4 separate regions of the Mus musculus genome follow, and all the other regions are linked to region 1. Evidence: chromatin loops called from intact Hi-C (ENCODE). Cell type or tissue: gastrocnemius. All regions are shown on one strand. Region 1 holds the start of Pde5a (phosphodiesterase 5A, cGMP-specific). Region 2 overlaps 4933405D12Rik (RIKEN cDNA 4933405D12 gene). Region 3 has its middle 11 kb from the start of Gm43568. Region 4 overlaps Gm40140 (a long non-coding RNA gene).

Region 1 (8,000 bases):
ACATGAATTTTTAAAAAGCTGTTTGTATCAAAGACAGTTTTTTTTTTTCCTTCTTCCATACTTGCAAATAGTTTTGCTGGGTATAGTAGTCTATGTTGGCAGTCAAGGATTCTTAGAATTAGGATTTCATTGATCCACACTCTTCTGGATTTTAAAGTTCCCATTGAGAATTAAGCTGCTTTTCTGGTGACTTTCTCTTTACATGTGACTTGTGTTTTTTTCTTTCCTCTCTTGTAGTTTTCAATAATCTTTTTTGTGCTGCATATTTAGCATTTTATTTATAATGTGATGTGGGGTTTTTTTTGTAGTCTTTTCAATGTAATGTTCTGTGTGCTTCTTGTATCTGTATGGATGTTTCTATATGGGAAAGTTTTCTTCTATGATCTTTCTAATCTATACATGAAAATTCAAGGAATTACTCTTACCATGGTGTTAGTGTTATACACTTTCTGCATATTCATTTTCTGTACTTGAAATTTTTTCCACCATCTTTGATTGCTTTGTCTAATCTTCAATCTATTCTGTTTGTAAGGCTGTCTCTTGAGTTCTTTAGTCAGGTTATTGAGTTTTTTCCATTGTGTTTACACTTTAGCAGGAATTCTCTTCAATATTGCTATCTCCTTATTTAATCCTGATTTCAAACCCTAAATTGTCTTTGTAATTTCTTTCAGGTATATATTGCTATTTTCTTGAATGTCACTCAGGCATTTATTGTTATCTCAAAGTTCAATGTGGCGCCTGTGTCTTCTTTAATTTTCTTGAATTCTTTGATAAAGTTTATGATTGTTCTTTTAAATGTTGTGTTCTGAGGTTCATCGAAGTAATTCTTAGTAGAAAACATTTCTATAGGACTACTGTGTTCGAAGGGACACATAGCATCTTGGCTGTTTATATTGTGCTTGTAATGTGACTTGTGAGTGTGACCTTCTTTCTTTGGTTGTGTTTGAGGTAAGAATTTGTCCTGTCTTAGACTGGGCCGGTGCAGTGGCTGGGTGACTTAGCTGGCGCATGAATTCTTTGATTGGACTAGAACGAGCAAAGGTGGTATTGGAACCTTGTCCTGCACTAGCCCTGTGGGTGTGGATATGGCGAGACTGGTGGGACAGAGGAGGAGAGATTTATCAGGCAAAGCTGGCTGTTGGCCACAGGTCTGGAGGTAGAAGTGGAGATAGCAGAGAAGAGAGGGAAGAAATGACTTAACCAGCAAAGACAGCTTTGGAACTGAACCCCAACTTATGGAATAGAAGGAAGGACTCTTTTTATTGGATATTTTCTTTATTTGCATTTCAAATATTGTCACCCCCTGCCCCCGAAGCCCCCTATCCCATTCCCCCTCCTCCTGCATCTATGAGGCTGTTCCCCAACCCACCCACTTCTGCCTACTCGCCCTAGCCTACAGGACCAAGGGCCTCCTCTTCTTCCGTTGATGTCCGACAAGGCCATCCTCTGCTACATATGAGGCTGGAGCCATGGGTCCCTTCATATGTACTCCTTGGTTGGTGGTTTAGTCCCTGGGAGCTTGGGGGGGGGGTCGGGTGAAGGAAGAACTCTTTTTTTTTTTTTTTTATATTTATTTATTTATTATATGTAAGTACACTGTAGCTGTCCTCAGACACTCCAGAAGAGGGAGTCAGATCTTGTTATGGATGGTTGTGAGCCACCATGTGGTTGCTGGGATTTGAACTCCTGACCTTCGGAAGAGCAGTCGGGTGCTCTTACCCACTGAGCCATCTCACCAGCCCCCGAAGGAAGAACTCTTAACCACTCAGCCAGAATGAAGTGTCAATATGAACTTTGGAGGGAGCGGGCACAAACAGTTAAGGCCCAATTTCTAGCTATTATCCCAGAGTTCAGTTTTAAATCAGGTGACTTCCTGGTAGGAGGAATGTGTAGATATGGGGTGGGGGTGGGGTTCACCAACAAGGGGAAACTCCCTATTCGCTAAGCATATTTAATGTCATAGTAACATATCAGGAGAGAACTGTCATTTTAAAATCTAATATAATTTATCATGTGTTGCTTTGGTCATGGAATTTTATCACAGCAATAAGCAATGTAAGGCAATACTATTTCTGAGGTATCGATGCCAGTTAAATACAAATGAGTTCATTTTAAATCAGGCTAACTGGGTGTTCCCAGTTGTACATGGGTAGCTAGTGTTAGGGTTCGTAAGTCAGCAGAATCGTGTAGAGGTAGTCTTAGCTTCAAAATTCACAGGCCAAGGACAGGTGGTTGTCATTTTTATGTCCTATGTCTAACCGAATCTTGCGCTTCCATAAGGAGGGTCTTTGGTGTATGAATCAATGATTACAACTGATGTTAGCCTTAAGCTCGGATGTGGTTTTGATGGAAGCCACTGTGTCCCGTACCTGCAGGTTTGTCATAGCGGTTTCTTCCTCATGTCTCTCCCTAGCTTGTAGGGTTGGAGTGCTTTCCGGAGTCACTGGGAGGGCTGCTGTGAGGGAGATAGGTTCTGGGTCCTCTCCACCAAGAGTTGCTTAAGGAGAAAAGTGAGGTGGGGCTGTCCCTGTACTACTAAGAACGAAGAAAAACAATCACGTTAACTTTTTCCCACACTTTCTAGTGAAGCTCCTGCCTCTTGCCTTCTGGACTGTAGATGAGTCCTCACTGTGATCTTTCTGTCCTAGAGTTGGTTGGTTGGGAATTGCAAATCCACCCACTGTCACCTTTGCGCATAGAGGGAAGCTGACTCGGCCCACAGCGCACCCCAGCGGCGGTCTGGAGTCCTTCTAGCCTTGGCCACTTGGCTTCCGGAGGGCTCGCCAGTCAGCGCCGAGGCAGATGCAGAAAGCCGGTTTCCGCGGGACCCCAAGGAGGACGCCCGCCACCTGGGAACCTCGGGGACCTGGAGGGGCGGGGCTGAGCGAGCTCCGGGGCCGGCCCGCGTCTCTGTGGCTTCGCTGAGACACTGCAGGGACGAATAAAGGCAAAAGGGGAGGGTCTCGAACACTGTCCTGCTCCTCTGAGAGAGAGAGGTGGAAATCCGGCACCTCCGAGCCGCAGAGACGCGCGGCAAGCACCATGGAACGAGCGGGCCCCAACTCCGTGCGGTCGCAGCAGCAGCGGGACCCGGACTGGGTGGAAGCGTGGCTGGATGATCACCGGGACTTTACCTTCTCTTACTTTATTAGAAAGGCCACCAGGTAAGAAGAGGAGCCACAAAGGACACAGCCAGGGACATGAAGCGTGACCTGAGGCTGATCTCTCTCCCCCACCATTGAATTTTCCCCTCGATCCAACATTAAACAATCCCCGTTCCCAGGCCCTTTGCTTCGGAAGTAGCTTCTCGGTCCCAGTACGGACTGGAGTCCTCTACTTAAAGGGAGCACAGTTGAGAAGCGAGGCGTCGGATTAGAAAGGACTTGCCCACGAAGTTAAAAACAAAAGCGTACACCCGGCCCTGGAGCAAGATTACTCTCCCGGGCCTTCTCCCCTCCCCTCTACTCTCCCGGTTTCCCTCCCAAACCCGCTTAGCAAAAACCAAAACAAGCCAGAGCCCCTTCCCAGCGGCTCCGGAAGCACCACTGCGGGCGCGTCCCTGTGGTCGTGCTCCTCCCCTGCCCGGCTTGCTCTGACCCTGGAGGGGCGGGGAAGCCGGGGGGGTCTGGACCAGGCCACCGGGAAGCCTGGGTGCCGCAGCTTGCCCGGGTCGCCCCCAGTGAGGACTGTCGCCTTTGGTCCCCCAATAGTCCTCTGGTCATCCCTCTTCTGGCTGCGTCGCCGCAAGGAGGATTTTCGCGGAGCTTTGCGGCGCGCACACAAAGGGCGGGAGGGAGGCGGCCCGGGCGGACTCGGGGACCCGGGGACCCGGAGCACCCCAGAGGCCAGTTCTTCCTGGTCTCGAGCCAAACGCCGGGAGGCCGCTGCGGAGGGCGTGGAGAAGGGAGCCTGTCCTTTAGGATCCGACTGCTGCACGGGCAGTCGGGGCTCGCGCAGACTTGAGAGTGGAGCGGAGGGACGAGAGGGTGGAGCGGAGTGCGTGGCGGGCGGGTCCCCCGAAGCTCGAGGAGTCGCCGTGAAGCCCGCGCGCGCGCTTGCCTCCGGCGCGCCGATCTGGGCTGAACTAACCAGCTCTGCTTTGGAGAAGGGGCTGGAGCCCCGCCACCGGCGCCTTGGGGCAACGGCCGTCGAGCAGCTGGTGCTGGCCGCCCGAGCCGGGAGGGCGACTCTCGCCGGGCGGGGATGGTGGACGAGCCGGTGGGGACTCGCCCGAGCGCGGCCGCCACTCGGCCGGGCGCTGCCCGCCAGGGGGCGACGCAACGCGGGGTCCGCAGCCGGCGACCCGCAGCGAAGAGGCGGCGGGGGCAGTAGGGGAGCCGGTCGGGCACTCACGGAACTCCGTCGGCCCCCAGAGTCTCCCGAGTCCACCATCCGAGGAGTTCGCAAACGAGCGCCCCACCTTTGCTATGTTGCCCTTTGGAGACAAAACGAGGTACTTCCTTCAACATCCCGCTGGCCACTTTGTCTGGGGAAGGGCTGCGGGGGTTAGCGGCTGGCGGGGGCACCCCTCACACCTGCGGGAGATGAAGCCGCCCGATAGACGGGCAGTATGACTTTGTCTCACCTTGCTTTTTCACGGAGATACTACATGGGGGTCAGTTTTCTCTCTTTTCTCACGGAGCCTCTTCTGGACAGTTTTGGCGTTTTGCTTGTGAGTCTAGCCTTTCATGGCTGAGCGCTCTCTCCAGCCCAGATATACTCTAAGTACCCAGCCCTCCTTTCACCTCCCACCCCCATTATTAAGCCTTTCCCCATCAAATTCTGAGCATAGAGGGATCGGATGATAACACAGAAAGTAGAGCGGTTTCTTTTTAAAACATTACAGGAAGTTTGAGCCGAAGCACCAAGACAGACCATCTCGACCTAGAATTATCTTGCTGGGAACCACCAGTTTCCAGGGGTCACTAGTTACTCTTGAGACCTTCTGTCTCCCGTGTCCTTTCACTGTACACTCCCATCCTCTGCTCCCTTTGAATTAGAGCACAGAAAATGGGGAGGGGCCAGAGAGCAGGGCTGAGTTTTAAAGTATGCTTTGGAGATGTTCTTTAGATGGGCTGTTGTTAACAGTTGAAAGCTAAAAATACAGCAAAAATGACCCGTTCTTTGTTTTACCCTCTCCGCTTTAAAGACAAACTATGGATAGCTTACTGGAGGTTTTTGAGTGGTCCTAGGCTAGGGCACTGTTAAACCTTCCAAAAACCTTGAAAGAGTAGCAACATTGTAGTTGAAAGTAAAAAAGAGTCCTTTGATACATTTACTATTAATTTTTCCCCCTCTCAAGTAGAAATTAAAATTACAAATAAAAATACAATTAAAGCCTCAATTACAATGCTAACTGTAAAATTAGATATTCTGAGGCCCCAAAAGACTTTTTCAAGTTAGGACATTATGTGTGTGCTGTGTGCATGTCCGTGTGTGTGTGTGTGTGTATGTGTATGTGTGTGTGTTAAGAGTGCAATTTGGAAGATGAAAGTGTAAAATGCTTTAAAATAATTCAGGCCTTCATATTTTTAAAAGGAGAAAGTTCAGAAAGTTATTGACATAAAGAACAACAATCTAGGAATATGTAGGCTGAGGGCCTTCTGCGTGGAATTGAACAAAGGGATGAACGGAAGCTTTTCAGTCGTCACAGCCCATTTGTATGAATTTGAGTGTGAAAGTTGAACAAGTTATAACATCATCTGTTGGCATGAAAATTAACATCGTTTTCCTAGTGAATTGCAAGTGGACATCTCCACCCTCACCAATCTAAGCAGTTTAGACTCCTCCAGGACTGCATTAATTGGAGGTTTTAACATGCAGACATTTACAGCGAAGACCTTCTTGGTGCCGAAGCCACTTATTAGCTGTTGTTATTCTTGACAGCATATTTGAATAGCATTACCTTTCATTAGTTACCGGTCAGGTTGATGATTGTGGGTGATGTTTTAAGTCATTTCGTTTTGGAGGCGTGAGGTGGTTGGGTTTTATTGCTTTGTTTTGTGCCAGGCCAAAGCCTGAGAATATTTGGCATATAATGGAAACAAGAGACTTAAAAGGCTTTATGGCAGGTTGGATCAAAGTCCAGGAACAGAAGTTGTACAGGTCTTTGTCACAGGAGTGTGACATATTTCATACCACAAAGCTGTGCTGAATTAGTTACGTCTCTGGGTCCTGTATATGGGATTCTTTGTCATTCTCTTCTTGGCTTTTTGTGTTTATTCCTTTTGGTGCAGTACTGGGAATTAATTATGGCCTTCTGTATGCAAGGCACTGGCTCTGCCAATTGAGCTATATCATACCCAGCACTCAAAAATTTGTTATTTTGAGATAAGGTCTCATTAAGTTGTCCTGTGATTTTGAACTCACTATGTAGCCCAGGTTTAATGAACCTCAGTTTTCCAAATACTTACAAGCTGGTGTTGTGGGCATGGGCCACTATGCCTGGCTCCCTCTTCATTTCTAAATACTTAAAAGCTGGTGTTGTGGGCATGGGCCACTATGCCTGGTTCCCTCTTCATTTCTAAAAGATGTATCATTTTTACTTGTAAGGCACATATGTTAAATTTAGATGGAGGATGTAAAATAAATATTGCTATCCATTCTTAAAATAAATATCGCTATCCATTCTAAAAGGTTACTGCTTCTATAATTACATAGGAGTAGAAATGTTCACAATGTTCAAACAAATAATTTAGTAAGCATATTTTTAAAGGCAAGGCCTGTATTAAGAATAATGTAATCTTCGGAGCACTGGCCCAGTCTGTAACTGTGAGTTCCTCTATCGAGAGCAGTAAGTCTCATACACTAATGGCCAGTTTTCTTGTGTTCTCTTGTGGTCCCTGTGTTTGTGCTGCCTTCTAGCCTCCCGGAAGCATTCTGCTAGGCTTCAATTCTTCCTGCCTAGAAGGGTCCACAGAAGCTCTTCAAACAACAGCATTTCCCAGTTCCCTCCTCTCTGTGATGTTTTCAGAGCTCTAGATCCTTCTTAGAGCCTGAACTATGTGATCAAGATTTGTAAGGAAATGTGTAGATTTCATGCAGGATTAATCATAAATGGCTCTCTTGAAATAAAACGATTTTCATGTTATAATGAAAACTCAATAAACTTGTAAAATTATATAGAAACTACTACTGTTTCTATTATATCACGTTCACAGTATTTTAAGATTTGGAAACACTGGTGTTTGGCATACTTCAGGTATCACGATTTATTTTTCATGGAATTATAGAGATTGTATCTACAGCCCCCCAGCACTGTAGGCAAGTTAGGTCCCATCAGAGAACCGTGTACATGCTCAGCCACAGTTGCCTTTAAAATAATTCCATCATCATAGATGATCTCTAGTCACTTACATTGTTTCTTTTTAAGATACTTAGACTAAAAAAACTGTATAAAGTTTCACACTCCCTCCACATCAATGGCAGACAATGTGTTTGCTTTACTCAGATGTACCCCTTCCATTGTATTTGGAGACACAAATTATAGCTTTGCTCAAGCTGTCTTGGGCATTTTACTAATGCTCCAGAATGATTTCTTTTGTAACAGGAAAGACTAAACAGAACTCGATAGTATTTATTTGTTTCTATCCCAAACATAAAATTATTAAACCTTTAATTGTGGGTTTCAAGTTACGTTGGCTTCTGTTGTTGTTTTCAGAGCTGAATGTAGGGATGGAAAAAATCCTTAATAAGAAGTGGGGCAATGGAATAAGTCAGTGAGTTGATTGGTCACAGAGAGCTGACAATGCTTCATTTCTGAAGGCTGTGCGCAGGCTTTGCAGGGCTTCCTGTAACATTCATTAGCTTAGAGGCACAGATGTGGGTCAAGGCTGACTGCTGCTCTAGCAATGACTGCACTTGGAAGTAACTTTCACATCAGGCTCTCCAGGGGTCAGCTCCTGGGGGCTGCACACACAGGAACCACACATGGGAAGAGAGCCTCTCCACGTGACTTACTCTTCTGATATTTAGCTCTATAATATTATTTGCTAACTTGT
Region 2 (8,000 bases), 170 kb after region 1:
GCTCCTTTCTCTAATTCAACCACAGGGGTCAGCAGCTTCTGTCCATTGGTTGGGTGCAAATATCTGCATTTGACTCTTTCAGCTGCTTGTTGGGTCTTTCGGAGAGCAGTCATGATAGGTTCCTTTTTGTGAGTGCTTCATAGCCTCAGTAATAGTGTCAGGGCTTGGGGCCTCCCCTTGATCTGGATCCTACTTTGAGCCTGTCACTGGACCTTCTTTTCCTCAGGCTCCTCTCCATTTCCATACCTGCACTTCTTTCAGACAGGAACAATTATGGGTCAGAGTTTTGACTGTGGGATAGCAACCCCACCCTTCACTTTTCTGCTGGAGGTGGGCTCTACAACTTTGCTCTCCCTACTGTAGGGGGATTTCATCTAGGATCCCACCCTTTGAGTCCTGAGAGTCTCTCACCTCCCAGGTCTCTGGAACATTCTGGAGGGTCCCTCCAATCTTCTACCTCCCAAGGTTGCCTGTTTCCATTCTTTCTGCTGGTCCTCAGGGCTTCAGTCCTTTTCCCCATCCCAACACCAGATCTTGTTCCCCTCCCTCCCCCCCATCCCCACCTACCTGGCATCTCATCCCTTGTCCCCTTTCCATCCCAGATCCCTCTCTCTCTTCTCCTTGTGGTTGCTTTCTTCTTCCTCCCAAGTAGGACTAAACATCCTCACTTGGGCCCTTCAGCTTGTTGACATTTTTGAGTTCTGTGGACTGTATCTTGGGTATTCTGTACTTTTTGTTTTTCTTTTTGGCTAATATCCACGTATTAGTGAGTACATACCATGCATGTCCTTTTGGGTCTGAGTACCTCACTCAGAATGGTATTTTCTAGTTCCACCCATTTGCCTGCAAAACTCAGGATGTCCTTATTCTTAATAGTTGAATAGCACCATTGTATAAATGAACCACATTTTCTGTATCAATTCTTCTCTCGTGGGACATCTGGGTTGTTTCCAGCTTCACAATAAGCTGGCTATCATGAATAAGGCTGCTATGAACATAGTGGAACATGTGCCCCTGTGTCATGGTGGGGCATCTTTTGGGTATACTCCCAAGAGTGGTATAGCTGGGTCCTCAGTTAGATCCAGTTCCAATTTTCTGAGAAGCCTCAAGATTGATTTCCAGAGTGGTTGTACCAGTTTGCCATCCCACCAGCAATGGAGGAGTGTTCCTCTTTCTTCACATCCTCACCAACATGAGTTGTTCCCTGAGGTTTTGATCTTAGCCATTCTGATTGGTGTAGGGTGGAGTCTCAGGGTTGTTTCGATTTGCATTTTTTCTGATCACTAAGGACTTTGAACATTTCTTTAGGTGCTTCTCGGCCATTTGAGATTCCTCTGTTGTGAATTCTTAGTTTAGTTCTACACCCCATTCTTTGATTGGATTGTTTGTTTGTTTGTTTTTTGGGGGGTGGTTAGCTTCTTGAGTTCTTTATATATTTTGGATATTAACATTCTATTGGATGTGGGGTTAGTGAAGTTTTTTTCCCAATCTGTAGGTTGCTGATTTGTCCTATTGACTATGTCCTTTGCCTTACAGAAGCTTTCCAGTTCCATGAGGTCCCATTTATCAATTCTGGATCTTAGAGCATGAGCCATTGAAGTTCTGTTTAGGAAATTTCCCCCTGTGCCAATGAGTTCAAGGCTCTTTCCCACTTTCTCTTCTATTAGATTCAGTGTATCTGGTTTTATGTTGAGGTCCTTGGTCCACTTGGATTTGAGCTTTGTGCAAAGTGGCAAATATGGGTCTATTTTCATTTCTCTATATACAGGCAGTTAGACCAGCACCATTTATTGAAGATGCTTTCTTTTTCTTTTCTTTTTTCTTTTTTTCCGTTGTATATGTTTGGCTTCTTTGTCAAAGATCAAGTGTCTGTAAGTGTCTGGTTTAATTTCTAGGCCTTCAATTCTACTTCATTGATCACTGTGTCTGTCTCTGTACCAATACTATGCGGTTTTTATCACTATTGCTCTGTAGTCAAGCTTGAGGTCAGGGATGGTGTTTCAGCAAGCCATTCTGTTATTGTTAAGAATTGTTTTCGCTATTCCGTTTTTTTTTTTTTCCAGATGAATTTGAGAATTGTTCTTTCCATGTCTTTGGAGAATTGAGTTGGGATTTTAATGGGGATTGCATTGAATCTATAGATTGCTTTTGGTAGGATGGCCATTTTTACTATGTTAATTCTGTCAATCCATGAGCATCGGAGATCTCTCCATTTTCTGAGATCTTCGATTTCTTTCTTGAGAGACTTGAAGTTATTGTCATTCAGATCTTTCACTTGTTTGGTTAGAGTTACCCCAGGGTATTTTATACTCTTTGTGGCTATTATGAAGGGAGTTGTTTCCCTAATTACTTACTCAGCCTGTTTATTCTATGAGTTGAGAAAGGCCACTGATTTGTTTGAGTTAATTTTATATCTGGCCACTTTGCTGAAGTTGTTTATCAGTTGGAGAAGTTCTCTGGTAGAATTTTTGGGGTCGATTTTGTATACTATTGTATCATCTGCAAATAGTGATACCTTTATTTCTTCTTTGCCAATTTGTATCCCCTTGATCTCTTTTTGTTGTCTTACGGTTCTAGCTAACAATTCGAATACTATACTGAATAGATATTAGGAGAGTGGGCATCCTTGTCTTGTCCCTGATTTCAGTGGGATTGCTTCAAGTATGTTTTCATTTAATTTGATATTGGCTGTTTGTTGGTTTTCAGTAAATTGCTTTTATTATGTTTAGGATTGGGTCTGGAATTCCTGATCTCTCCATACTTTTAACATGAAGGGGTGTTGTATTTTGTCAAATGCTTTTTCTTTTCTTTTCTTTTCTTTTTTTAAAAAATAGTTTTAGAGCTTTATTGCAGAAAGGCAGAGAGAAAGAGAGAAGGTAGAAAGAGGGAGAGAGGGGGAAGGGAGAGAGAGAAGGAGGGCTAGAGAGGAGAGTAAGAAAGGCAAATGCTTAAACACAAATGCTTTTTCTGCATCTAAGGAGATGATCATGTGATTTTTTTCTTTGAGTTTGTTTATATAGTAGATTATGTTAATGAATTTTCGAATATTGAACCAACCTTGCATCCCTTTTCCATGGGCCTGTGTGAGTGAGCCTCACCCTGGCAGATGAGACCTCTTCGATCTGGTCCAGACTTAAGCATAACTAGGGTGAGCTTCACTTCATCTCTCTGGAATGTAGTTCAGGCATCTTTAAATTGAGTAATTAGACTGGATTTCTAAGCTCCTTTCATAATGTAATATACACTTTATGCAATATAGTACATATAATATGGTGTCTGAGAAACAGTAAGTCTCCCTTTCTTCAGCAGCCATTTGGGAGTATGCCATGGGGGAGAGATTGCTGGGATGATAGAGAACATGGAGTGGGAGGGGGGAAATATCACCTATCTTGTTAAATATGGCTGGTTCATGGACTAACATCATGCTTTGCTCAAAAAGACCCTATGTTTGTTTAAAGGCCTCGTTGTTACTTTTTTAAGATTCTCAATTACACAGAGTCATTGTATTTTGTCTTCCTTCTTTTGGTTGTGTTTGTGTGTGTGTGTCTTTGTGAGTACATGTTTATGATGGAATGTGGGAGTCCGTGTACACATGTGTGCCTGGGTATATATGGAGGCCCCAAGTTGATATTGGGTATCTTTTCAAACTTCACCGTATTTGAGGGGACAGGTTCTCCAGCTGAACCTGGAGCTCGCCAATCAGTGATTGGCAGGTGGGAAAACTATGGGGACCCCTGCTCCTATATCTACTGCCTTCTCAGTATTGGGGTTCCAGAGGTGCACCACCATGTCCAGGTTTTATGTGGATGTTAGGGATCATAACTCAGGACCACATGTTTGTTCAGCACGCATCTACCCACTGAGCGATGCTGTCAGCTCCCTGTGTATTTATACAGGCCCTGCAAACTTCACCAGTCCTATCCCTAAGAGCGGACTGTTCATAAGTATAAAAAAAGTATTTTCAAAAGAATAACTAGACAACGCCAGCAAGGCATTCATGGGCACTTCAAACCCAAATGTGTAGGTAAGGTACTTGCCTGATACAGAGCGGGAGCTAGAGGGGCTTTGTGAGGACTGGGAGGGGAGGCAGGACAGATGCTTCCCTCAGGAGATGGGGCTTTACCTTCCGTTGAGATTTGCTTTGGTTACAGTACAGGAGTGCCCTCTACTGGACAAGGACACGGTCGCTTTCCATTTGTGTCTCAGTGGCTGCTGCAGAGATAGCTAGCTATACCATGTCCTAAAGTTTAAAATGGTATTGAATGATTATGTGGCTCCAGCTTCTGTATGAGCAAAACTAACACGAAGGCTCGTTTTCCTTACTGCAGGAGCAATTCCCTAAAACTGTTCTCATTCACTAAACAGAAACAGCATTAACACTTTATGTAGGGTTATCTCAGTTCTGAATGAGAACACCTGAAGTAGCATTGCCATCTTTTGAAAGTGGGTAGTGACACCACGTTTGCTAACACACAGGGTTGTGTACCTCTGCTTTGCTTGAGCCCAGAGGCCAACATTCAGAATACTGGTGCAATTGAGTTTATTGGAGAATTGAATGGGATGGAAGAGTGAACGAGAAAGATCAGGAGACGTGGAGCAGTCAGCAGTGATGATAAGGAACTGTTGCAGAGGGGGTCTCAGCTCACCTGTCCCCACTGAGGAGTCCATTAGCATGCACGGTTATAGAAGCCCCTCCCTCCCCCAGTCTGTAATCCAGATTACTAAGAATTAAAGACAGAACTTAAGTTTTAATTTGGTATTCAGTAGTTAGGACTGTGGGAAGGTGGATGATTAGTAGAAATCGGAACGGAAAGGCCCGAGTTCTCCCCAAGGGTCAGCCCAGTTTCAAGGCCACATCCTCAAGTTTTGTGTCCAAACAATTTACACACACACACACACACCACACACACACACACATCCCACACAGATACACACCCACCCACACCCACATACACACACAGACACACACACACCCACACACACCCACACACAGACCACACACACACACAGACACACAGACAGAGACCACACACACACAGACACACACACAGAGACCACACAGACACACAGACACACAGACACACAGACACACAGACACACACACATACACACCCACACCCACAGACACACCCACACACACCCACAGACCACACACACAAACACAGAGACCACATACACACACACACACACACACACACACACACACACACACAGACACACACACACACACAGACACACACACACAGACACACACACACACACACACACCCACACACACACCCACTTTCCAAGTCCTTGAGAGCTAAAGAACAGCCCTCTTCCTGACCTTAGAGCAGCCCTCATGCAGATAAAGGAGCACACGATTGATGTCACCCGTTTGCTTCACTTCTAGATAACGTAACAATAGTATTTTTTTAAAAAGATGTCGAAGGAAATAAATGTGACACATCTCTTTAACCAGTTCTCTGAGCAGGAAGAATGAGTGAGCACAGCCCCTCTCACACTCCGACCAGGTAAGTGTGTGTCCTCGTGTGCTCCAGAACAGAGCTTTTCCCCTCTTTTATTCCAGTTACGTTTTTCATACAACATAGTCTGATCATGTTTTTGTCCTCTCTCAGCTCTTCCCAGATTCTCCTCACTTATCTACCTAACTTTTCTTTCAAACAACAAGAAAGAAAAAAACCAAAACCTACTGAACCGTTCCATTCCCCTAAAACCACAAAACCAAAAATCCGAACAAGCAAAAGATCAGTAAAAATACTTTTTAAATGTGAAACAAAACAAAAAGTAAACACACACACACACCCCACACACACCACACCACGTACCTCACATAAAGACACAGACACACATGCACACACACAGACACACCACACACACACACACACACGAAGTTTGTTTTATGTTGGCCAACTACTCCTAGGCATGAAGCCTGCCTTGGCGTGTGACTAATGTAACCAGTAACACTCCATTAGAGAAAACCGATTTTCCCTTTGAGGGTGAGTATACATTTCCCTCTCACTCATGGGTGGGACCCCATGGCCAGTCCTCCTTTCAGTGCTGGGAACACTCGACTTATGGAAGTCTTGTGTATGCTGCCATAATATGTAAATTCATACATGCATCAGTCCTATTGTGCCTGGATTTTTTTTTTTTTTTTTTTACTTCTTTGGGTTTTGTTTATTTTTTTTTTCCCAACTATGGCCTGAGAATCTTTTTCCTTTATTAGTTCTTTGAAAATTTTGTACAATTACTTTTGGCCATATTCAACCCTACCCATCTTCTCCCAGACCCAACCCCTCTTCTACAGCTATCTAACTCTGTATCCTCTTAAAAACAAAAATAAGCCAAACATTGGTATCACATACCTTTAATCCCAGTACTCGAGAGGCAGAGGCAGACAGCTCACTCTCTGAGTTCAAGGCCAGCCTGCTCTACAAAGGAAGTTCCAGAATGGCAAGCGCTATACAGAACAAGCCTGTCTAGAAAAAATAAAACGAAAACAAGAAAGAAAACACAGAGTCCAATTTGTGCTATCGATGTCTTGGGTGTGTGGCTTTCCACTAGTATACAGTTTATCTACCAGTGGTAATGTTCTTTAAAAAAAAAAAAAAACAATTTACCCTCTTCTAGGAGCCAACAACTCCTCAGGTAGAGATGGGGCTTGGTGTGCACCTTCTTTACCTTGCTGGGATTTGTTCTGATCCATGACAAAAGATAAAATACTTAAAAAAAAAAAGAAAGAAATGAAATGAAATGAAATGAAATGAAATGAAATGAAGAGCCTTGTTTGCTTCTTACAACTCTTCCTACTACATACCTCTACAACTCCCATCTTGCAAAGCTGAACTAATTGAGCTATTCATATTTTATAGAGAACCTCACCCAGCATAACTCAAGCATAATTCTAAAATTGCCATGAGCCCATGACTCCAAACCCTGAGCTCTTACACCATAACCCTCTAACCGATGTCACACAGAACAGACTGAGAATAGCTCATTCCCTTACTTTTATTGTTCCAATGTCACCTGCTCTCTGCCATTTCACTTCTCCAACCTTGTCTCAAAACCAAACAGCTCTACCGCCCACATGGCAAGGAGACACAGATTAACGCATCTCTCAACCCCCATCTGAAAAGTATGCAGTAATAGCGACGAGCAAGCTGGCCAAGGTGCAGAGAACAAGGGCGCACTGGATGCTTTGCGCCAAATGAATTGTCTATGCTCTACCTCTACCCTCTCTTCCCAAGGTGCACGGATCATTGCTGAAGAGAGTGTGGGAAACTATGAGAACCAGAGGCCAATGAATGAATACAAGGGAACAGAATACAACTAGGCAGCTGTACATATGAGCTTGTCGTGATTATGACAATACGTATAAGCCCTGTGCATGTCAATGGAAGCAAGCATTTTCTTGAATGATGACATATGTATGTTGGGGTGCGGGGGTCAGCTTACTGTAGCACCACCCCTGAGCATGTGGTCCTGATGATACCAACAAAGCAGTCTGAACAAGCCAAGAGGAGCAAGCCACTAAGCAGCTTCTCCTTCACTTCCTGTCTCTAGCTTCCTGTCTTGGTTTCCCTCAATGGACTGTGTGACTCAGGAATCATAAGCCAAATAAACTCTTCCCTGTCCATGGCCTTTAACACAGCAATAGAAACCTAAGTAGGACTCAGTCTTCTAGAGAAGATTGTGCTGGAGTCTGCCGGCACAAGTCTAACAGGACCTGAGAGGGGAATAAGGGCTAAAGATAGGAAAGGCAGAAAGAAGAGACAAGGGATAGATGGGGGGGGGGGGGCTGACAGTAAATACTGAAGCAGCCCCAAGTTTATTTTGCCTAGTCTTTTTATACACCACAGTACCTGAGCCTCAAGTGTATCTCCTTTTATCAGTCCATGCCTCAGCAGGCCAGGAAATCTGCCAACAGACCTGACCTGCCTTGACCCTGCCTAAAAGGCAGACTTTCACAGAAGCAAGCAAAATGGCTCCCAACAGAG
Region 3 (8,000 bases), 90 kb before region 1:
ATATATCTACCATATATATATTAATTTGTGTATACAGATGTTCTGCCTACATGTCTGTTTCTTCACCATGTATGTGTCTGTCAAGGCCAGAAGAGGGTGTCAGATCCCCTGGAACTGGAGTTATAGCTAGCTGTGAGTTGTGAGCTGCTGAGTGGCTGTCAGGAATACACATGCATACACATATGAGTCTATGTGAACACATATATGCTGATGTTGGGTCCAGAGGTTGACATCAGGTGTGTTCCCTATCACTGTCCATGTTACTTTTTAAAATTAACTAATTTGTGTGTATGAGTATTTTGCATGTAAATATGTCTGGGCGCCCTATGGGCTACTCCCCTCTCCTCACGGTAGGAAAGGATGGTCGTCAGCCAAACATGAATCCTGTTTCCACACATTTAATAGTAAGATCCACAGTTTAAATTTCTATTAATTAATTAGGGTGTTTATTAATTTATTGTGTGTGTTGTGTGGCATATGCATGTCACAACATGCAATTCCAAGGACAACTGTTGGAGTTAGGAGTTGGAGTTAGGCTATCAGGCATGGTAGCAGGCATCTTTAGCTGCTGAGTCATCTTTTGCTGGCTCGGTATTTGTAGTTGCAAATGCCTAGCTGTGGGCAGGTGACATGGCTCAGGGAATTAAAGGTGCTTGCTGCCAAGCCATGAACTTAAGTTCACTCTCTGGTGCCAGCAGGTGGAAGGAGAGAACCGGCTCCCACAAGTTGTCTTTGGGCTTCCACAGATGTGCCATGGTACACACCTGTCACAATAAATACTAAAATTAAAAGCCAAATTATCTGACTTTAAAACAAGAGGTATCATACCCTAAAATTATTTCTGAACTTTATAACTTAATTTCCTTCAATGTAGGCTAATGTGTTTCCTGTTTCTTGAGAGTCTTGGGTATGGCCTTCCAAATCTGTGTCTATTTTTGAATACGTCAGTACACTGGAATTTCCCAATCTAGATGATAACATCTTCAAGGACTTGAGCCAGGTCAGTCACAAAGGCATATTAATCCCATCTCTGAGGACAGTAATTAGCCCTGCAGTGTAATGTCTAAGACAGCATAATCTACAAACACTTCAAACAAAATAATTTCTTTAAATTCCTCTAAGGAAAATAAAAAGAATTTTAGACTTTCCAGACAGTTCCATACATCTTAGCTTAGAGGTGAAGTTATTCTTTGTGATAACCAGACGGGATCAGAGTTTGACGCTTCAGTTCTCAGTACACAGCTTCTCCTGTTTGCACAACAACTGTGTTCTAGCATTGTGATGGCTTGGGTTCCCTTGTTCTCATGTCTGCCATGTCCCTGTGCTGCAAGTTGGTGACCTGGGTATACCTGATTTTACACCTTCCATGTTCCAGGAGTACTGTGTGCATGCCTGTTTGCATGTTTGCCATGTTCCCTGCATGCCACCACCTGATGGCCTAACCACATCTGCTTGCACATGCTCCGTGTCCCGGTGCTGCCATTTAGTGGGTTGTACATGCTGTTCACACACCGGCCAGGTTCTAGCACGGACACAAGAGTGGTTTAGACTGGCCTGTCTGCACACATGCCATGCCCTGGGACAGCCACAGGACACCGCAAGAATAGACTTTCACACACCTGCCTTGTCCAGGAGTCACCAAGTAATGGGGTCGTCAATCCGGTTCTTTTTTTTTTTTTTTTTTAAGATTTATTTATTTATATGTAAGTACACTGTAGCTGTCTTCAGACACTGCAGAAGAGAGGGAGTCAGATCTCATTATGGATGGTTGTGAGCCACCATGTGGTTGCTGGGATTTGAACTCCGGACCTTCGGAAGAGCAGTCGGGTGCTCTTACCCACTGAGCCATTTCACCCGCCTGTCACTCCGGTTCTTAATTACGCTGTGTCCCCAAACTTCCAATTGTCAACCTAGGGTCACCTGTTGGGACACATACCATTTCCCAGTGCCACCAGGGGTCGTCATGAGTATACTTGTTCCGGAGTCTGCAGTGTTCCAGCAACACCATGTGTTGGCACAGGCACCTTTGTCCACAAGCCTGTCAAGTCTCAGTCCTGTGAAAGTCTGGGCAAGCCCAAACATTCGTGAATCTCACCTACCAGTTCTGCTGTGTTGCAGTGCATTTGACAACCATGTTCTGTTCCAGGACTGCAAAGTAGGGGATCAGGTTCACCTGCAAGTTGCCTCCTAGCACCTCTACGTGGTAGCAAGCTCATCTATTGACACTCTTTCCACGGACCCAGAATCTCCAAGTGATGGCCTGGGCATTCCTGGTCACTTGTTTGTTGTGTTCCAGTGCTGCCACCTGGTGGCCTGTGTTTACCTGTTCACATGTCTGGTGTGTCTCAGTGCTGCCACCTGGTGGTCTGTACATGTTCGTTTACATACTTGGCTATGTCTCAAAACCCGGGCATGCAGGTTTGAATGCCTGCTGTGTTCTAGTGTTGTGTTCCACTAGGCTGTCTGGGCACACCTGTTCACATGCGCTCTGTGTTCTTATGCTGCCATTCGTTTGTATGCATGCTGAGTCCCAGGGCCAACATGTGGGGGCTTTGGTATATCTGTACTAAGACCTACTATATCTTTGTGCCACAACTTGGTGGTGTGGGAATGCCTGGCTGCAAGCCCGCTATGTCCCAGCACTGCCACTTCATAGCCTGCTGTGTTTGCATGTCTGCTGTGTTACTAGGCCACCAGTGTGATGCCCTGGGCAAGCATGTTGCATGACTGCTGTGTCCCATTGCTACAACATGGTGACCTGGGTAGCCTACTTGCCTGCCTGCTGTGTCCTAGGGTCACTAAGGGGTGGTCTAGGCATGCCTGTTGTCACACATGCCATGTCTTAGTATAATGCCTGTTGGGATGCATGCTGTTTCCCCGTGCCACCATGTTGAAGAATTCCTTATGTACACATCTGCCAAGTCCCAGCACCACCCCGTGGCAGAATAGCCACTGGAGTTCAAATGTGTACCACATCCCAGTAGTGTCGTGCCGTGTTCTGGACTCACCTGTTCTCACGGGAGCCAGATCTCAGTGCTGCCCTGCGGTGGCACAGGATCTTGTGTTCACGAGCGGCCATGTTTTAGCGTTGCCACATGGGGGATATGCTCACCTGTTATACTCCAGCTGTGTTCTAGTGCTCCCCAATCTGTGTGTATTCCTGCCCTGTCCCTTCTCTGCCCTGTGATGGCCTAACTATGCCTGTTTGCATGCCTGTTGTGTTTCATTGCTACCATGCAGTGGCCTGGGCAAACCTGTCAAATGCCTGCCAGGACACCGAGCTGCCATGTGGCAGCCCAGGTGTACCTGCTGCATGTTTGCCACGTTTCAGTGGTGCCAGGTCACAGCCTGGGCAGCCCTGTTCATTTGCTATGCCCTGGGGCTGCCAAGTGACTGTAGCAAACATGCCATGTCCCAGTACCACTACATTTTTGCCTGTGCATGCTTGTTCATACATGTGTTCTTAGCCGGACCAACATGTTATATAGCCTGTGCTCATTTGTTGTCATAGTTTGAGTTTCATTGTTGTGAACAGACACAACAACCAAGGCAACTCTTTTTGTTTGTTTGTTTTTTCGAGACAGGGTTTCTCTTTTAGCCCTGGCTGTCCTGGAACTCACTCTGTAGACCACAGAGATCTGCCTGCCTCTGCCTCCCAAGTGCTGGGATTAAAGGCGTGCGCCACCACCGCCCGGGTCAAGGCAACTCTTATAAAGTATAAAATTTAATTGGGGCTGGCTTACAGGTTCAGAGGTTCAGTCTATTATCATCATGGCAGGAGCATGGCTGTGTCCAGGCAGGCATGGTGCAGAAGGAGCCAGGAGTTCTACACCTTGATTCTCAGGCAGCAGAAGAGACTGTTTCACACTGGGTGGAGCTTGAGTCTAGGAAACCTCAAAGCCTGCCCTGCCCCCACAGTGACACTCTTCCATCAACATGGCCACACCTACTCCAAGGCCACACCCATTCAAACAAGACCACACCTCCTAATAGTACCACTCAGCATGGGCCAAGCTTTCAAATATAAGAGTCTATGGGGCCACACCTATTCAAACCACCACTCTGGATCACAAATGTGCTGTCATCCAGGGCTGTCCCATGGTGACACAGGCTTGCCTTCTCACCCAAGAGCTGTGTCCCAGTGCCACAAAGTACTGGACTGGGCATCCCTGTTCACACCCCTGCTTTGTTCCAGTGCTGGGCCCTCAGCGTTCCTGATCTTAAGCCGGCCAAGTCATAGGACCACTATGGGGTTGCCTGAGACACGTGTGGTGCACCCCTGTCATGCGCACCCACATGATATCCCAGCAGCACCACACGGCAGCATAGAAACACGTGTATGCATGCCTGCAGGGTCCCGGTGCCTCTATGGCTGTACACGCATGACTGTTTTCACACCTGTGGTGTTTTAGCACTACCACTTGGTGGTGAAGGCATGCCTATTTACATGCATGTTGTGGCACAGAACCATCCATATGAACTCCTCTGCTCACCCATTTTCCATGTCCCAGCACTCCTATGTGGCAGCGCAGGCTCTTGTTCAAATGCAGTTGGTATTACAGAGTGGTTGCACAGTGGTCTGGCTCACTTGCTCACAAACGTGCCATTTCCAAGTTCTGTCATGTGGTTGATGGGCTAACTTGTCCTCATGCCTATCCTGTGCCAACACTACCATGTGGAGGCATGGGCACACACCGTTCTTACTGTATCCCAGTCCATCCACATGGTGGCCTAGAAACACCTATTAACTTGTCTGCCTAGTCCCAGTGGCATGAGTTAGTTGTTGCCTGGGCACGCCTGTTTCCACACCTGCCATGTCCCAGTGCTGGCACATGGAAGTCTGGGCTCACATGTTTGCATGCATGTTGTGTCTCAAGGCTGCATGGTGGCAGCATGGATGTGCCTGGTCCTGCATCTGCCAGTTCCAACACTGCTATGTAGAGGTCTGGCCATACCTGTTCTTATGCCTACCGGGTTTCCGTACCACAATGTGGTGGCCTGGGCATGCGTGTCACCTGCCTGCTGGATCCCAGTTCTTCCACTTGCAGCTTGGACAGGCTTGTTCAGTAACCCACTGTGTCGTAGGGCCACCAAGGGATGGCCAAGGATTCAGCACAGAATTCTATCAGATTTTCAAAAGAGAATTTACATTAGACACTCCTCAAATTATTCCACAAAATAAAAACATTGCCCAGTTCTTTTTACAGAACTATAGTTTCCCTGATACCCAAACCACCACACAAAGACCCAACAAAGAAGGAGAATTAAAGAGCAATTTCCCTTATGAGCATATAAGCAAGGATTTTCAATAAAATATTTGCAAACAATATACAAGAACACATCGAAAAGATCATCCAGAGCGACCAAGTAGGCTTTATCCCAGAGATATGGGGATATTATTCAATATGCATAAACTGAAAATATGATCTACCACATAAACAGACTAAAAGAAAAAACCCATATGATTATCTTATTATGTGCAAAAAAGGCTTTTGACAAAATCTAACACTTCTTCATCATAAAAGACCCAGTGAGATTAGGGAAATGAGACACAGATCTGAGCATAACAAAGCTGATGTCTAGCAAGCTCACAGCCTACTTCAATCTAAGTGGAGAGTCCACTGAAATCAATTTCACTAAAGTCAGGAACAAGACAGTGCTGTCTTCATACCTATTCAGTATGATACTTGAAGTCTTAGCTAGAGCAATAAGACAACTGAAAGGCATCAAAGGGATAGAAATAGGAAATGAGGAAGTCAAAGTATCTTTATGTGCAGATGATATGAGCATATACAGCAAGGATCCTAAAAACTGCACTAGGAAACTTATACAACTGGTGAAGACTTTCAACAAAGTAACAGGTCACTGAACTAATAAATATGTTTTCTCTATAGAGATGACAGATGAAGGGGGAAATCAGGGAAATAACACCTTTCACAATAGCCTCAAACATATCTTGAGGTAGCTCTAATTAAGCAAGTGAAAGACTTTGTGGTGATTTGAATAGTGATGGCTCCCCATAGCCTCATATACTTGAATGCTTGGTCATTAGACAGTGGCACTACTTGAGAGGGATTAGGAGGTGTGGCCTTGTTGGAGGAAGTGTGTCACTGGGGTTGTGCTTTGGGTTTTCAAAAATTCGAGCAAGGCCTGGTCTCGCTTTTCCTGCTGCCTTTATATCCAGATGTAGAACTCTCACCTCCCATTGTCTGCAGGCATGCTACCCTGCTCCCTGCCATTATGAGAATGGACTGAAAGCAAGCCCCAATTAAATGCTTATGTTTATAAAAGTTGCTATGGTTATGGTGTCTTGTCACAGTGTCACAGCAGTAGAACAGTGACAAAGACAGAAGTTAGGCTCCTCGTCTGGGCCAGTGCCCTGAGCAGGTCTTGGACACAAACTCCACAGCCAGTCCCACAATACCCAGATGAAGCTCCACTCCCAGGTACTCTAACATGCCCAGGATCACAGAGTCATAGGATCTTAGTCACACCAGGAACTCAGGGTCACAGAGGCAGCTGGACTCCCAGGAGCTCTGACATACCCAGGATCACAGGATCACAGGATCACAAGGTCACCGAGATGTCTGAACTCTGAGGAGTTCTGACACAACCAGGATCAGTAGAAGAACAGGCTCTAGATAGATACAGCAGGGGCAGGTAGCACTAGAGTTAATCAGATGGTGGGAAGCAAGCACAAGAACATAAACAACAGAAACCAGGGTTACTTGGCATCATCAAAACCCAGTTCTTCCACCATAGCAAGTCCTGGATATACAATCACACCAGAAAAGCAAGACTCTGATTTAAAATCACATCTCATGATGATGATAGAGGACTTTAAGAAGGACATATATAACTCCCTTAAAGAAATACAGGAGAATACAGGTAAACAGGTAGAAGCTCTTAAAGAGGAAACACAAAAATCCCTTAAAGAGTTACAGGAAAACACTAGCAAACAGGCAAAGGAAATAAACAAAACCATCCAGGATCTAAAAATGGAAATAGAAACAATAAAGAAATCACAAAGGGAGACAACCCTGGAGTTAGAAAACCTAGGAAAGAGATCAGGAGTCATAGATGCAAGCATCACCAACAGAATACAAGAGATAGAAGAGAGAATCTCAGGGGCAGAAGATACCATAGGAAACATTGACACAACAGTCAAAGAAAATACAAAAGGCAAAAAGCTCCTAGCCCAAAACATCCAGGAAACCCACAACACAATGAGAAGATGAAATCTAAGGGTAATAGGCATAGAAGAGAGCAAATATTCCCAACTTAAAGGGCCAGTAAACATCTTCAACAAAATTATAGAAGAAAACTTCCCTAACCTAAAGGAAGAGATGCCCATGAACATACAAGAAGCCTACAGAACTCCAAATAGACTGGACTAGAAAAGAAATTATTCCCGTTACATAATTATCAAAACACCAAATGCACTAAACAAAGGAAGGATATTAAAAGCAGTAAGGGAAAAAGGTCAAGTAACACATGAAGGCAGAATTACACCAGACTTCTCACCAGAGACTATGAAACCTAGAAGATCCTGGGCAGATGTCATACAGACCCTAAGAGAACACTAATCCAGCCCTACAAAGGATAACAGATGGAAAACACCAACACAAGGAGGGAAACTACACTCTAGAAAAAGCAAGAAAGTAATCTTGCAACAAACCCAAAAGAAGATAGCCACACAAACATAATTCCACCTCTAACAGCAAAATAACTGGATGTAACAATCACTATTCCTTAATATCTCTTAACATCAATGGACTTAATTCCCCTAATAGACAAAGATTAACAGACTGGATATGTAAACAGGACACAGCATTTTTCTGCATACAGGAAATGCATCTCAGTGACAAAGACAGATACCACGTCAGAGTAAAAGGTTGGAAAACAATTTTCCAAGCAAATGATCCCAAGAAACAAACTGGAGTAGCCATTCTAATATCAAATAAAATCAACTTTCAACCAAAAGTTATCAAAAAAGATAA
Region 4 (8,000 bases), 68 kb before region 1:
GTTTTAACCTAATGCTTTTAACTCAAGTAGGAAAGGGTTAGTTTGGCTTACACTCTAATATTACAGTCTTTATTTGATAGCTTTTATTTATGTCTACAACTAAAAAACCACATGGGGCAGAAAGAATCACAAAGTATATAGTTTGTAGAGAAAACAAGCCTTAGGAAGCCTAAAGTTACAGGCAAGGATGCTGAAAGAGAGGCTGTTAAAGGGATTACTACCATTAAGGAGGAGCCTTCTTCTGAGAACTGGAACAGTGGGAAGTGTCCCCTCAGGACGAGACCCAACCCTGATAAGTTTCCAGCTAGTGAAAGGAGAAGGCATAAGTTGCTTCATCTCACAAAATCTGTAGATAATCTGGCCAGTGGGGGAGAGGGTCTATCTATAGCTAGAAATCAATGGTGGTAGTGTCATTCCTGTAGTGCTGTCTTGGGAGGCATGAAAGACATAAGAATGAGGGGGGTCATGGATTCTTGCCCTATGGTTTCTAAGATCCAATTAGGCTTCCTTTTTATAAACAAGCAAAACCAGAAAGAGTGAGCTAATTTTTATTGTTTGTATATTTTCCTTAGAGTCTATTTTTATAATTTCTATCCTTTTTAAATAACACCTAATCTAACCTATCAAGAAGATGAAATGAGCACAAGATACTTTCATGTTAGTAGATAAAGAAACCAAAATGCATGCCAACTCATCTCTGATGAACCTTAGCATTACATGTATTAAACATACTTTAATCGAATGGCCTCATTTTTATATCTGACACCACAAATTATTACTGAAGCATGTAGCAAAAGGCAAAGGTCAGGAGGTGATTAGCAGTAAAGCATTGCTATCACCTGGAAGATATGTGATTGTAGGAAACAGTTGACGTCCACAAGTCCAAAAGAAACGGTTTTCCCATGCAGACTCTATGTGACAACTAATAATTCGTACTCTATGTTACTATAGTTTGAGAAAATGTAATAAGCAACTGCCTCCTAGTTGTGACTGATTCCCAGTTTTTTCTGTGGATGAAAGTTCTTGGGAAGCAGCTGCACTTTCCTTTGAACTCCTGAAAGGTTGGCTGACTAATTAGGACTTCCATGACTGTGGACAGTTCCAAGTCCAGAACCTAGCCATCTTGGGGTATCTTTAGCCCTCTTACGAGCCATTTATTTCCTTCCTCTGTGTATGGACATCTTTGTGACCACCAAGGTAAATCTTTCGGAGTGCAGACACTTGACCCCACCAATCAATGGGCTAAGGGTGTTATCACACAGAGTCTGAGGCCTATAGCAGAGCCACTTTGCTTTAACCTGTCTACATAATGTTCCTGCCAGTATATTTGAAAAGTGTCTTGATTTATGATTTTCTTTGTTCTGTTATCATAAAAGTTTCATGAAACTTCTTCCACTTTGGAACATGAATATGGGCAAAAGCTAAGTCTGTGTTCTTGCGCCATGGTGACTCAGAATAAATGACCTCTTATCCCCTTTGAGATGAGAATTGCGTCTTTTGTGTCAACAATGAAGAGCCCAAAGTGCAGCACTGAGAAAGATCCCCTTTCACCAGAGCAATAACCTGGAGAGAAGCAAGAGGCAAGCATGGATCCACAGGAGCTGGCTAGCCACCTGACATCATTTCCTCAGGAGGATTTGGCAAGCTAAGGGTCCACTGGTTTATTCTGAGCTGTCTGTTTACGGATTTTCTTTGGTACATGTTCTTTTGTTTCTTTTTGCTCCTTTTTGTTTTAGGTATCTATTTTGTTTGTTGGCTATGGAAATATTCTATTTTCTAGCATTCCGTTTGGTTTTGTTTGCTTAGAGACCCCTGAAGGCATTTTGGTTCCTTAAGTTTGCCTCTGCTCTCCCCTTCTCACCCCCAAGGACATCCCTCCCTATGTTATCCAAGCAGAATGTCTGGGGAAAAGGTATTTGGGTATTTTTGTTTGTTTGTTTAGTTTGTTAATGTTTGTTATGTTTCAATACAAGCTGAAAAGCAAAAGTGAAAATCCAGCTGAAGTTAACTTGGCATTTCTTCCCTCAACAGGGAACATGACGATCTCCAAAGTGGCTTATTAACTAAAAAGCCTTCAGCAATAATTTTTTTTTTATTAAGTCAATTGTGTAGCCTGCTGTAATGGAAAAATAAAATAATCTTAAAAAAGAAAAATGATAAAATTAGTAATTTACAAAAACAAATAGCTCTGAAAACTATTTGTGAGTCTAAAGGAGATACTAAAATTAAAATTTAATTAAATTAAATTTTAAGTTTAACTTAGTTTAAAAAATTAAACTAAGATTTTTTCCCTAAATTTTAGAGGGCATATCAGAGCTATAGGTAAATTCTGAGAGCAATCTCTTGCTCTTATCTCTTTTTTTTTATTTGGACAAATCTACAGCAAAGGAAAATTTATTATTGCCTACTTAAAGTAAAGAGAAAAGATTTTATGCTGTATTAAAAATTTCCATTAATAGAAGGCACTTTTCCTTGGGAAGCCTGTACTCACAGTTGGATAACATGTTTGTGTTACGGTTAGCATGGCCACTTGTTCTCCGCATGCTGACCACTTGTGGTTTTCTGTAATGGTCGCTGACTGCTGCAAAGAGAAGCTTCCTTGACAAAGGGCGAGAGCTGCACTTACCTGTGGTCATAAGGTAAATATTTAGAATGTGGTTAGGAATTAAGCTGGATGAGGAAAGTGAGGGTAGTTCTTCTCTAAGTCGCAAGACTTCACTAGGCCACCTGGCTTGCTGGGTCTCTCTTCTGTTCAGTGGGCTGACCTTACATCCAATCAGACAGCAGCTGGCTACCACCAAGACAACAGTGCCACCATTGTACCCTTAGGACTACTGTGCCATGCTGGTCATTGTTGTAATTCCTAGCTGCCAAAGCTGGCTGTAGTTATTACTTGCTTCCATTCCTGAGTTTCTATGCAACAAATGACATAATAATTAGATCAAAAGACAATATGCAGATGGGAGGAAAATTTTCATAGCTGTGTATCAGAAAAAGGATTGATATCTACTATATAAAGAACACACACAACTAAATACCAAGAAGCCTAGCAACTGAAGCAATAAATGGGATGATGAAATGAACAGACACTTCTCAGGATATGAAATGCAGATAGTGAATAAACACATGAAAAATTTTAACATCCTTAGCCAGCAGAGAAATGCAGACTAAACCTACATTCAAATTCCAACTCATTCAAATCAGAATGGCTCTTATAAGAAAAGAAACAACAAATGCTGACAAATATATGGGGGGTGGGGAATAGAATTTGAGTTCACTCATGATGAGCCTATAAATTTCTCTAACCACTATGAAAATCATTCCAAAAACTAGAAATAGAACTGCCATGAGATACAGATGTGCTATTTTTTGGATAGATATCCAAAGAATTATAAGGAAACATATCCATGTTTATTGAAGTCCTATTGAAAGTATGCAAAAATCTAGATGCCTACTAAAATGTAAATGAAGAAAATGCGATATATATGCACAATGGAGCTTTATTCAGCCATAAAGAATTAAATTATGTCATTTGCTGGAAAATGAGTGCAACTGGAGACCATCGTATTAAGTGAAGTAAGCCAGATTTGGAAAGACATATGCTTTCATTTGTGAATCCTAGATGGTTCTGTATCTACATTAGCCATATGTTTGCAAGCATGTGGGTATGAGTATGTGTGTGTGTGTTTGCGTGTGTGTTGTGTGCTTTTTAGTTCAGTTCTTTTAGCAGCATCATGGGAGAATGACAGACATTTTACTTTTCAACAATCCATTCTTCAGGGTAGGTGTTTGTCCGCAGGAAAACTGTCCTATATCACAATTGAACTAACACAGTATAAAGTCACTTCTTTTTCTGTGTTTATAATTCTGAAAACCCCTCCCCAAGGGTCCCAGTAGATTCCCTTCCATGACTCCTTAATCAGAAATACATTACACATACTGTTGGCAGGAAGAATGAGATTACTATGATTTTATTAAGAAAACACATGGCCCTCTGGAAGAGGTTAAATCGTCCAAGCAAAAACTGATGCTCTGTTGGAAAGTCGGGAGAAGGGAGATGTGGTGGATTTTTATCCAACAGTGATGCAAACTGGGTACCACAACAGGGACTGGCATTTAGCAAGTGACCTAAAAGGTGCCTCATCGTTTCCCAGGGGGTTCAGTATACAATTAATTTCTGAAATTACATTTCACTGGGAGATTCTGTGATAAGACAGCCTGTGGGTATGAAACAGCAGGAACATGATCACGAGCTTAAGGAACAGGTTACAGTTGGAGACAGGCTTGAAGAAGTTGGGAAATTCCGTCCCGGTACCTGTTAGGAGAGAAGTATTCATTATGTGATTGAGGCGGATGGAATCTGAAGCCTTCATCCAGAATGCAGCCATCTCTCTCACAAAAGACCAGTTCCAAGTAATATAATTGCTGGCAAGTAAAATCTGCATTCCTAACCCTGTGTTGTTCTTTGGTCAGCTTAGTCTACAATATGCCTTTTAAAGACCTCACTGGCTTTGCATTCCTCTCATGTTTGCTACATCTTTGACTCTCTTTGTTCACACATCTATAGTCGGTGAATTTTCACTTTTTACCCTTGTCACTGGCAACCCACATGTCTTTGCACTTGGAGGAATTAAGGAATAGAAGACACTGTAACAACATGGACAGCATATATTCTACCAATAGGACTGGCTGATTCTCTTTGAAACTGATTAATGGCTGTGGCAATGTGGGCTGAGTGAAAATTTCCAATTTCTCAAGACAAACCTGGAGACTTATGCTCACAACGGTATCCAAAACTACTGGGAAGTGATTTGAAAAATGCACGAAACTTTATGAAAACTCCGAGACATACACTTTGATTTGAAGACTACAAAAGCTAATACAGTTTATTTTAAGGGTCAGAATCTAAAATTGAACAAAGTTAATATTCTAAAGGTCCAAGCTATGAAGAAACAATTTGTAATGATCACTGGTCCTGTGTGTCGTGGCTTTGTATGACAGGGGGAAAGTTTGAGGAAGGAGAAAATCATTGGTTACCAAAGTAACAAGAGCAGTTCGTCTATTTTGACCCTTCTACACTCTAGTCCACCTTCAGTGTCTACCAGTGAAACAAAGAACAGAAAACTTGACAAGAAAACCCAATGTTCTTGGGAGCTGGCTGATAGTAGGAAAAGGTCAGAAAATTCCTATTTCCTTTTCTCAACTAATTCCCCAAAGTAATAAAACAAAATGTACTCCAACTATAACTCTGGAAAGCTATTCTGAATTTTCTAAATGTAACAGAAAGCCTCCCAAGTACATTTCTCTGGTGTGGTTTAAGAGTCTAGAGTAGAAACTGATACTTGATAATGCATATTGGGACTGGGTGAGTTTCAGAGATGGTTTGTCTGGCCTTTCTGTTAGCTTATGTTTTTAGAGTGAGTAATTTAGGATGGATGGGCTCTTTGTGGAATTTCACAACAAATAGTTTGAAGTATTTTGGTGCTAAAATTATAGCAGAGCTATTTGTTGATGTTTTCTTATGTTCTAAGGACAGATTTAAACATTTGAACGTATGAGAATCTGCTTACAGATTGCAGAATGTTTAAAAAAATTGTTATTTGAACAGGAAAGAACAAAGTACTTAAGAATGAATGCCCAAATATACATTAAAGTGGAATTTTCTGTTTTTTTTTTTAAATCAGTTGAGTCACATGATGTTTTTCTGGAAGCTGCCTTGTGAAAGGATGTTTTGCTAAAACAGACACATGAGAGTATGTTTTGCCGAAGCAGACATGTGAGATGGTATGTGATGTTTTGCTTGATAGAGTGTGCAATGTTTAGAGAGTATAAGTAGAACCACACAGAGTGAAAGGATGCTCTTGCATTGCTGCTGGCCTTCAAAACTCACCAATGACCTTCTCGAGGTATTCCGGCTGCTTCTTGCTGCTTCTACTGTCTCATATTGATTCCATGGAGCCTCTTGATTTCTGCTGGATCAAGACACTGCTACTGATTTGTGTTTGGTGTTTGCTATTGGTTTGTCCTGACAACAAAGATTGAAATCACCTCAGAGAACTACTTCTAAACAGGTCCACAATCCTCTCTGTCCTATTAACTATCTTTCTTCTGTACCTTCAGTGGGTGGGCTAGAATGGAGGTTGAAAGTGTTAAAGAACTCTAATTAAAGTAGGCTTTAAAAAGAAAATCTAAGCCTACAATACACGTGTGAGAATCTGTGAAAAATTGCAATCTGGATATGTTGCAATTAAACATAAATAAATAGGAACACGAAGGAGCTTAACTAATTAAGTACATTACAATGGTAGTATAGATACTACTGGTTTCTAAATAGAATGAAAAGAATTATTAGCAGTGAACACCATCATGTATCTCTGCCTAAAGGAAATACAAGATTTTTTGGAAAAGCTTTTATGTTTTATCTTGTTCCTTTAAATTAATACTTTACGTATTTCTAGAGGATGAGGTGATGTCTACATGTACACTAATATTCAAATCAATATTAACATTTTTATCTCCTCAAACACACAGTGTCATCGAGGATTTTAGCATGTAGCCTAGACTCCAGTGGCTCCAGCAGATTCGTCTCCTTGGCCTCCCATCCTGACAAGTCAATTAAACAGATAAGCAGTAGCAAAAAGTAGAAAAACAGAGATGTTTTTCAGTGTGGCCACATTAGAAAGATGAACAAATAAAGTGGTCCAGTGACCTTTAATCTACATCCAGGGTACTGACATGAGGTTATATTCAAAGAGGTGTGCATAATTTGGCAGTCATGGTCAAAATTTGGTTCCATCCAACACTGAATCATCATTGTTTCTGTCCCAGCTTTCAAAGTGATCATTAAAGGTCATCTTTTAAGTAGTAAATCTGTTCATCATTGTAATCAACCAGGAACCCAGTCTTCTATAATATGATTACTTCTATGCTAGGGACATCCTCACTTTAATGAAAAGTTGTTCTCATCTTGGAGGAGATCAATTCTTGAGAGGTTTTGCTCCTTTTGGAATTCAAGGAATCTCAGGATAACTTACCTCTGTGATCCCAGCCAAACTACAGGGGAAAAAAAAAAAAGACTGAGATGAGAAGCCAGAGGGGGAAAAAAAGAAGCCAGAGTTTCATCTCGCCTTAAGTTACCTCCAGTGCAAGTGTACAGTCAACTTTTCTACTTCTTTCCTTCCTTCCCACCTTCCTTCCTTCCTTCCTTCCTTCCTTCCTTCCTTCCTTCCTTCCTTCCTTCCTTCCTTCTCTTTCTCCCTCTTGCCCTTTCTTTCTTTCTTTCTTTCTTTCTTTCTTTCTTTCTTTCTTTCTTTCTTTCCTTCTTTCTCTCTTTCTTCCTTTCTCTTTTACAGAATCAGTTTTCAAGTTCCTCTTTCAGGAGTGTGTTTTTACTGTATCCTCGCTGTGTGTTCTGATGTTTACTCCTGTAGTTATTACTCAGTGGTCAGTTTTCTCTCTCCCTCCCCCGTACTTTCCACTGTGGAGAGCCATGCCTCGAGCAATTGCCATTATAAGATGGTGCTGGCTTTCGCTATGCCTAACTAGTAAACAAGCCTTGTGCGAAAGTGCGAGAGTGAACTCACACCTAGTCACTGCCCATCTCAGGGCGTAGTAATGAGGTGATGGGCGAGCAACAAATCAGGAGCTGACACACCACATCAGGTGCTGAAACGCCACGCTGAGGGCTATATAAGCAGCACCATTTTCTGGGGTCTGGGTTTTCCCTCCTTAAGAAGCAATAAAGCTTGCTGCAGAAGAATCCGGTTGTCCGAGTGTGTTCTTGCCGGCGAGAACGATAGCTCAGGACACTCCACAGACCTAACCACTCTTCTCGCAACTTCTACAAAATGTACCTTTTTGATCCCACATAGGAACCAAGCCTTCTCTTTCTGTGCCTGGCTTATTTCACTTAATGTAATGACATTTAGATTCATACATGTTTTTACAAGTGATAGGATTTCATTATTTTATGATAATATTTTATTACACACACATACACA

Evidence for each region. Hi-C counts contacts between places; a loop is a spot of excess contacts. Peaks named below come from ENCODE experiments on the same cell type or tissue, not always from the same donor. Only the 100,000 strongest peaks of a DNase experiment are listed, where the experiment ranks them.
Region 2: it touches region 1 in a loop (3-fold over the local background); 11 of 42 quality-filtered maps call a loop at or near these places.
Region 3: it touches region 1 in a loop (2.8-fold over the local background); 13 of 42 quality-filtered maps call a loop at or near these places.
Region 4: a loop joins it to region 1, with 2.5 times the contacts of the local background. A loop is called at or near these places in 2 of 42 quality-filtered maps.

The regions. Positions count from the first base shown.
Region 1 is chr3:122,726,204-122,734,203 of GRCm38, forward strand. Pde5a (phosphodiesterase 5A, cGMP-specific) reads left to right here and starts at 2,955. Exons shown (of 21, transcript NM_153422.2): 1 at 2,955-3,164. The coding sequence starts at 3,043. In gastrocnemius, CTCF peaks have their summits at 2,735 and 4,263 (motif pointing right); DNase peaks (open chromatin) are centred at 2,767 and 4,049; H3K4me3 peaks cover 2,981 bases; H3K27ac peaks cover 2,477 bases.
Region 2 is chr3:122,900,114-122,908,113 of GRCm38, forward strand. All of the region lies in intron 3 of 4933405D12Rik (RIKEN cDNA 4933405D12 gene), which reads right to left. Among named protein-coding and RNA genes, the nearest start is that of Fabp2, 9.0 kb to the left of the region's middle. In gastrocnemius, a CTCF peak has its summit at 4,172 (motif pointing left); a DNase peak (open chromatin) is centred at 4,126.
Region 3 is chr3:122,636,512-122,644,511 of GRCm38, forward strand. No RefSeq gene overlaps it. Among named protein-coding and RNA genes, the nearest start is that of Gm43568, 11 kb to the left of the region's middle. In gastrocnemius, a CTCF peak has its summit at 2,328 (motif pointing left); DNase peaks (open chromatin) are centred at 2,008, 2,330 and 3,305; H3K27ac peaks cover 973 bases.
Region 4 is chr3:122,658,188-122,666,187 of GRCm38, forward strand. Gm40140 (a long non-coding RNA gene) reads right to left here. Exons shown (of 5, transcript XR_867613.1): 3 at 7,035-7,053; 4 at 5,891-6,025; 5 at 4,033-4,315. Among named protein-coding and RNA genes, the nearest start is that of Gm40140, 22 kb to the right of the region's middle. In gastrocnemius, no CTCF peak of the experiment used is centred here; no DNase peak of the experiment used is centred here; H3K27ac peaks cover 549 bases.